2 separate regions of the Homo sapiens genome follow, and region 1 is linked to region 2. A link is a contact called in ENCODE Hi-C data. All regions are on one chromosome and are shown on one strand. The core of a region is the stretch at or near the end of the contact, and the rest is flanking DNA. Distances in the headings are between cores, read along the strand shown.

Region 1 (4,265 bases), core at 78-2,577, 2.0 Mb before region 2:
CGTCAGGTGCAGCAGCTAAAGGTGCATTTGGAAGTGTTCTCGGCGAATCCAGAAAGCCAGGGTTGTGCGTTCTCCACTTGACAGACTTTGGATTGGGTTATAAGTGCTCATGAATAAGAAGCATTAGAAGAGTAAAAATTAAACAAATCAAGTCTTCACTGTTCACTGGGAACAACAATACACTCAAACCATCGAAGAAACACTAAGAAGAATGTTTCCGTATCATCATAAAAACTGAGCATAGCCTCTGAGTGTTTTATTTTGCTCTTTAATATTACGAACACACATAGCTAAACATGCGTTCTGGAGAAAGGAGCTTTAGAGTCTCATGAAAAACAAGTATTCCTGTTCAGCAGATACATGCAAAGTTACCTTAAAGAGCAAGGCCAACTCCTAAATAGGCAGTACCTATCGTCAGACCAGATATACTCAGATGGCTCAGGAAAAACTGTATCAGTCAAACGAGGGGCTGATCAGCCAGGGAAAAATCTCAGAGGTGCTGCAAGACAAAGATGACAACAGGGTAGGGAATCCAGGCCAATGAATATCAGAGATGACTGCACAACCAGAATGGGATTCCTACTGTGGAGATGCAGGTTTCCGGCTAGCCTAGTCGGATGCCACAAACCTTCCAATTATTTAACCACCCCATGTTCTGATGCCCCCCTCACAGACTGGCCTCTCCCTACAGAGGTCAGCCTGCAGGTAGAGCACTGCGGTGCCAACCAGTGTGGTCCATGAGTCTTCATCTGAGATGGGTCATCTAGCTCTCAGTATTCTCCTGGTAACATTGGTTTCTGAGCCTTGTAAAACAGAGAACCAGATCTTGGTCTTAAAGACATTTGCTAAAGGAATGTCACCCTGTGATAAGTCATGAAAAACTAAAACCCTCCCAGATAACACACTAGCCATTTGCATATTGTACAAGGACTAGATTGTCAGGTTTACCCACTGGCAGTCATTCCATACATAACAATAAAATTGAGAAGTCTGACTCATTAGAAGTACATTTCGTATGAGTTTTATATTTTACACACATTTTATGTTGGTAACTCACATGTGCCTGAGAAGTTAACATACTATTCTTCCACACTCAATTCTTATGGTATAATAGAATTAAACTCACATTCTATAGGCAAGTCAAGTAATAGCACAACTATCTAAAAAAAAATCTAACAGAGGAGGAAAGGGCCCCTAATGATAAGCATCTTGGTGTGGAAAAGGCACTGGCTTTTTATTAGCCGCATGCCTCACAGTATCAGCTACCTAACCTGTGAGGCTGTTTCCTCCTTTGTCAAAGGGGCATGAGAGCACCTGCCTCTTAAGGTGGTGTGTTAAAAGAAATGCAAAGCACCTGGTATTTGCTTGCTGCTCAGTAAATGTTAGCCCCCCAGCTGCCACCCCTTCTTCCCTTACTCAACATTTCACACTGGCATGAAAAAATGGCTGGTGGCTCATTCACCTGTCCTGGAAACTGTCCTCTCTCCCTTGGAACTTGATAGTAATCTAAGATTCAAAAATGTTTAAAAGAAAAAAAAAAAGGGAAAAGCCACCACATTAAAGATTCTCTACATTCTTCAAATCCAAGATGAGGATGGTCAGTAGGACCCATCCATTCTCATTCTGAAATGTAACTTATTTCTTTAAAATATATTTTAGGCTGGGCACGGTGGCTCACGGCTGTAATCCCAGCACTTTGGGAGGCTGAGGCGGGTGGATCACCTGAGGTCAGGAGTCCGAGACCAGCCTAGCTAACATGGTGAAATCCCATTTCTACTAAAAATACAAAAAATTAGGCAGGTGTGCTGGTGCGCACCTATAATCCCAGCTGCTCGGGAGGCTGAGGCAGGAGAATAGCTTGAACCCAGGAGGCAGGGGTTGCAGTGAGCTGAGATCGCGTCATTGCATTCCAGCTTGGGCAACAAAAACAAAACTCCATCTCAAAAAAAAAAAAAATATATATATATATATTTTAAAACATACCAGATTAACAGACACTTTGTATGAAACAACAAACATCACAGGAGGAAGGCAAGTAGCGAGTGCTCATCGGACCACCGTCATCAGTTTCTTATGGTACCCTGTCCTCATACCTTCTATGAATATACAAGGGAAAATTTAAAAATCAAACTCGTGTCTACAGCAATTAACAAAAGGAGAAACAAGCCATGTTCGGTGGCTCACACTTGTAATCCCAACACTTTTGGGAGGCCAAGGTGAGAGGATTGCTTGAAGCTAGGAATTCAAGACCAGCCTGGGCAATGCAGTGAGACCCCGTCTCTACAAAAAATGAAAAAAATTAGCTGGGCATGGTGGTGTGTGCCTGTGGTCCCAAGTACTTGGGAGGCTGAGGCTGGAAGACTGCTTGAGCCCAGCAGTTGGAGGCTGCAGTGAGCTATGGCGCCACTGTACTCCAGCCTGGGTGACAGAGGGAGGCTCTGTCTCTAAAAAAAAAAAACAACAAAACAAAAGGAGAAACAGAAACAGGGGAACATACAATAGCAAGAGAAAGCAAAAGAATCTAATGTTGTAGCTATGTACTTGGGAAAGTAGATTCGGCTTATCATGACTGCTTTGTCAAACATTTTATTATCTCCAAAAAGTGACAGCAGTGACAGCACGCATGGGCTGTCTTTAGCTCCTTTCATTTTTGCTGTCTCGCTTTTCCCACTGCAAACTCAGTGGTTATTAGCTGCTGGAAAAATTTACCATGGTGACTCTTCCATAAAAATACTTTCCTCCTACCACACGATGCACGTTTGGAAAAAACATGGCACAGACATTTCAGTTTAATTGTTCTTAATTGGGTTGTCTGAAAAACAAAAACAGGCTTTTTTATGCTGTGAAAAAATACACAAAGGGTGGAATCAGCTATCTTTTTTATTTCTGGTATATTATTTAAGGAATGGCACAGAGTAGGCACTTTGGATGGATTAGAGTTATCAGATAAAATATGGGAACTCAGTTAAATTTCAGAGAAATAACAAGTTTTAAGTGTATGTGCCATGTAATATTTGGACTTATACTAAAATTTTATTCATTGCTTATGTGAAATTCAACTATAACTGGGCAATCTTTTTTTTTTTTTCTAAATCTGACAACCCTGAGATGGTAAAGGCAATAATAACCAGGAGTTAAAATACCCACGCCCACTGCCCGAACTCCTCCCCACAACTGCGAGATGTCAAGCAGGTGACCTCACCTCTTGGTTCTTCTGTTCCATTCTCTATGAAATGGGACATCACCTGCCATACCTTGCAGGGTTGACATGTGGAGCACTTCCATGTGCTCCGTACCATTCTAAGTGCTGCAGATAAGTAATGTAACTCTATCTTCACCGCTTTGAGATATTTACTATTATTGCTCCCATTTAAAATTTTACTATTATAATTGCCATTATGCAAACAGCTAACAAATGTAAATTCAAATGCAGCCAGGCTCTCAATTTAATGCAGTAAAAATAAATATATGATAAAATGTATAAGAAAGACACAAATAGGATATATTACAATTAAAGAATTAGAAGGAATTAAACTTTGACAGGAAAAAAAGATTGTCTTGGTTGATCAGTTGAGGGGACAGCCTGAGTCACGAGTCCACAGGAGGTGAGACAGACCACACAAGACCCTCTGCCCATCCAGAGGTGCCACAGCAGGTTGTGGGGTGGGGAGTGGGCAGAGCACTCCACTCTGTAACATTTTTTTAAAGGCTGAAAATAAAAAACACCAGCAGCTCCAGGGGGAAGAAGCTGTAAAAGATCATTTGTGAGTTAACTAACCACAGATGGGGCAAAATTAACCTTGGTGTGGACAAGGAATTTGTTGAGATGGAAAGGAAGGACAGCTCAGAGAAGCTGAGAAGGAAAAAATAGCAGGGGGTTAAGGACTGAATCAAAAATGTGTAAAGTAAACCATCAGCAGATATTTATTACCATCTCAGGATTGTGAATCTGTGCCAAGACAGCATGGTCGGGCTCTTGAATGTGATGAGACAATGAAAGAATAGTAAAAAAAAAAAAAAAAAAAAAAAAAAGTTCAGATTTTGCTTCACATATATTAAAATGCTTTCAAAATAAGTTTAAATCTATATGTTAACCAGATTGAAACTTTGTGGTTGTGTGTGAAATTGTTGTTATTGAAAAGTATTATTTAAGAAAAACTACTAGTGAAACAAGTGATATTGGAAAATTATTTATTCTTCTATGGCACTAGACCTTGGGATTTTACATTTATTAATCAAAGTATGTAATGTTCGTGTTTGCATAC
Region 2 (3,995 bases), core at 1,008-3,507:
CACCTATACAACCTGGCATACTAAAAAGAACAGTTTTCATTTATAGGATATCAGGATTGGGATGGACCCATTTCCCTCATTCTACAGGTGAGAATTTAAAACTCAAAGAGGTAGTGTGATTTGACCAAGGCGACATAATTAGTTCAGAGATTTGTTATATCTGGTCAAGAATGCCTACCTTATAGAATACATTCCATATTTACTTAAAACTTTTAAATTTGCTTTGTCATTAACCCAGTATGGACAAATTTTTTATTTATTTTATTTTATTTATTTCATTTTTTGAGATGGAGTCTCACTCTGTCACCCAGGCTGGAGTGTAATGGCGCGATCTCAGCTCACTGCAACCTCCGCCTCCCGAGTTCAAGCAATTCTCCTGCCTCAGCCTCCCAAGCAGCTGGAATTACAGGCACCCACCACCACGCCTGGCTAATTTTTGTATTTGTAGTAGAGACAGGGTTTCACCATGTTGGCCAGGCTGGTCTCGAACTCCTGAGCTCAAGTGATCCACCTGCGTCAGCCTCCCAAAGTGCTGGAATTACAGGCGTGAGCCACTGCACCCAGCCGAAAAAAATATTTTCAAATGATAAGAAAAGAATACTGAATCAAGCTTCACTAGGCTCTGTCTAAATACATCATACTGACAATCTTTAAAAACCAAGACTTGTAATATTTTACTGATGGCCTCATAAATGATTTACTAACTGAAAACTATAAAATATAAGATCTGCCATATTTTAATGTTTCCAATGATAATAATGTTGGATCTCAAGCATCTGTTACATAACAGAACTTTCCACATGTTCATTCCAAATACCATGTGATTTCATGTTTTTTGGTTTCTATGCCTTTGCATATACTGTTCTCTACAGGGAACACCTCCCTGGAGAACTCCTAATTGCCCCTCAAGACCCAGCTTAAGTGTCTCTTCCTCTGATCACCTACCATCATACCCCGAACCTCACAGGGTTATTGCTCCCTCCTTCACCTCACCACTCTTTCTGATATAGGCAATTGCCTCGCAATTATTTCTTTTTCACTCATTTGTCTCCTTTACTAGAACTCACTTACCTTTCCCCTTTACTAGAACTGCTTTGAAAGTGAAGTACTTTGTTTCCCTGGTGCCTGACACAATTCCTTACTCATGGGTGCTTAATAAATGTGTTCATGAAATAACTGATTCGTCAAATTGCTAATACAACGTGATTAATATGTGGCTTGGCTTGCTTTTCCATCATATCGCCATAACTTGAGTTAAAGAGGAAGCTGCAGCTTAACTACTGGTCATTTTGGTGGTTTTTGTTGGGGTTTTTTTTTTTTTTTTCCAAGATGGAGCCTCACTCTGTTGCCCAGGCTGGAGTACAGTGGCGCGATCTCAGCTCACTGCAACCTCTGCCTCCTAGGTTCAAGCAATTCTCCCGCCTCAGCCTCCTGAGTAGCCGGGATTACAGGTGCACGCCACCACACTTGTCTAATTTTTGTATTTTTAGTAGAGATGGGGTTTTGCCATGTTGGTCAGGCTGGTCTCGAACTCCTGACCTCAGGTGATCCACCCGCCTCAGCCTTCCAAAGTGCTGGGATTACAGGTGTAAGTCGCCGTGCCCGGCCAACTACAGGTCATTTTGGATGGAAATGATTTTAAGCAGGATTATAGAATATTTAAGCTTAGAGCACATTGACTTCATCCCTGTTCACTTTGCAGATGAAGAAAGTGAAGTCCAGTAAAGATCAAGTAGACCTCTCATGTAGACAGCGGGAAAGAGCTAAGACTAGAACTCAGATCTCCAAACAGCTACAACAGCTCTGTTTCCAGCAATGACAAGTTACTGGTTCCAAGAATGCTCTTCCTTGGATCTCAGCGCCTTCCTCAGGACCCTCTCTGCGTTCCTCACATGCTCCAGTGCCACGTGAACAATGAAGCTTCCCTGAGCTGGACTGCAATCCAGCAAGTGGCTATTCTTTCAACAGTGGAGACTGGGCTTCGCTGCCAGGGAAAGTCCCATTTTAAGGGAGAATTTGCAGTGGGCCGGGACTGCAATATCTTGTGACCACAGAAAGATCAAACAGGGCACCTTGAGTATGTGAGTCTATGAGATCCAAGGTGGTGCTAGGTAAACTATATCTATAATAAAACTCAAGCAATGCTATGCTTTTGCTTACACAAAGAGTGCTTGTATCTCTCACAGCACATAGGTGCCACGTGTGGACAGAGTCATCAATCAAGACTGATGGCTCATGCTTTTATCAGCATGAAAACCAGCCAGTCCCGCAGCCTTGGAGCTGCCTGTTTGCACCATGACATCAGTGTAATTTTAATTTAACATGAACACACCTTACATTCTTTTCCCTTGAGCTTTGTGATGAAAAGTGGTTTTATTTTTACAGTGCTAGGGATTCTGCCCCATGTCCTACTCGAAAGCTGAATATAATCCAGACCTTCAACTACATCACAAAGTTGTTTTTTTTTTTAATGGCCACATCTAAGAAATACTACATGATTAGTCAATCTAGAAGCCTACTGCCAAGGACTGGGTGAAGTTCAGAGTGCCCAGAGTTTATAAAACTTTCATTGTCAGGTGAACCAGTGTGCAAGCCCACAGTACGCAGCACAACTGTCAATGCAGGTCAATGAGAAAAGGTGGGGAAGGAAAGAGAAAGTTACTACTTACCCTGTGCCCTTCAAACATGCCTCCCACCTCTACGTAAGTAGAATGCATTTGTTACTAAAAATTTTCTCTCAAATTCATGCCTTCTTCAAATTGTATCTTCTTTGTAGCCACCATCTCCCTGAATTTAAAACATGTTTTAAAGTTGCTGGGTTTACTTTAGCCTCGTTATCAGCTAGGCAGCTTATCAATTCAGAGATTCGACTCAATGTTTGTAAGAAAACAATACAGAAAGTGGGATGTTTTCCAGGACTGGGAGTGAGAAATGTAACTCCCATCTCCCTTAACCCCTCCTGTGACCCAGGTTTGTAGGATCTAACTGGGCCCTCCAGAGTCTCCATTTACAGGTGGATTACTTATTATCTCATCACTCAGGGCCCGTAGAGATTTCAGACATAATGAACAAACCATTCTGTGACTCTTATTCCAAGGCATTAGGTAAGACTACATCATAATGTGGTATGCCTTAAATAACAATTTTCACCAGCCTCCCACGTCCACACTAATGCACTGTTCCTGCACAAAGAACTAATGGAATCAGATGCTGCACTCAACAAAGGAAAACTGTAGAGTTACCCAGTAGACTATAGAATGGGAGAGAAGCTGCCATTCATGACAAAGGGATGACTAATTACAATGAAAACAGCAAGTTTCAGTCTATCCTCCCCAAAGGACAGACTCCTATACACATGGAGCACAGTATTTACTGAGTACTGTAAGCCAAGTTACAAAAAGACCGTTGTTATTTATAAAACAGCCCATGTGAAACACCAAAAAAAATCAATGGCCAGCTAGAAGGAGAACAAGGTATACCCATTTTGTTCACTGCTCTCCCTAGGCTGGTGATCACATCAGTCAATCTGGCTCCTGTTTAGAGTAAGTCTTTCCTGGGAGTCCCACAAGGGTTCACGTATCCAGTGACAAAACTCAAGGATACAAAAGTTAGCACTATTTTTTAGTTAATGACATTCAATTCAAGAAGTATTTGTTGAATATCTATTCTGTTCAAGTCACTATGCTAAGTGCTGGAAATACGATGGTGACACAGCTTGCTTCTGATCTTGCCTGTACACAAGCAAGCCATTAGTCCCAACACGTGTGGTGGGGAACATGGTTGGGGGTGGGGGTAAGAGGCTGTGAAGTGGCTCCTACCCCACCAGAGTGGCCCCTATCCCTGTCTTCAAGTAAGACTCAAATACAAGAATAGTAACACTCACACCACAGAAATTACCTACATGCAGTGCCCCAGGTAGATCAGAATGGATCTTTCTCCACTAGGATCCTATTCGTGTTTTAAAACAGGTCAGTAAGTTCTCTGACACTCCTCTT

What was found. Hi-C counts contacts between places; a loop is a spot of excess contacts on that map. Pooled maps may share reads with other maps.
Region 1: a map with no recorded cell type shows a loop between it and region 2 (4-fold over the local background). The contact joins two enhancer-like sites. A Hi-C loop is called at or near these places in 2 of 37 single-sample maps with no recorded cell type and 1 of 50 pooled maps.

The regions. Positions count from the first base shown.
Region 1 is chr6:157,060,398-157,064,662 of GRCh38, reverse strand. The region is part of intron 4 of ARID1B (AT-rich interaction domain 1B); the gene reads right to left. Among named protein-coding and RNA genes, the nearest start is that of TMEM242, 260 kb to the left of the region's middle. Within about 2 kb of position 1,327, at least 2 of the 41 ENCODE cell types and tissues checked have a DNase peak (open chromatin) inside an H3K27ac peak, as active enhancers do.
Region 2 is chr6:155,084,038-155,088,032 of GRCh38, reverse strand. All of the region lies in intron 1 of TIAM2 (TIAM Rac1 associated GEF 2), which reads right to left. Among named protein-coding and RNA genes, the nearest start is that of TIAM2, 91 kb to the right of the region's middle. Within about 2 kb of position 2,257, at least 4 of the 41 ENCODE cell types and tissues checked have a DNase peak (open chromatin) inside an H3K27ac peak, as active enhancers do.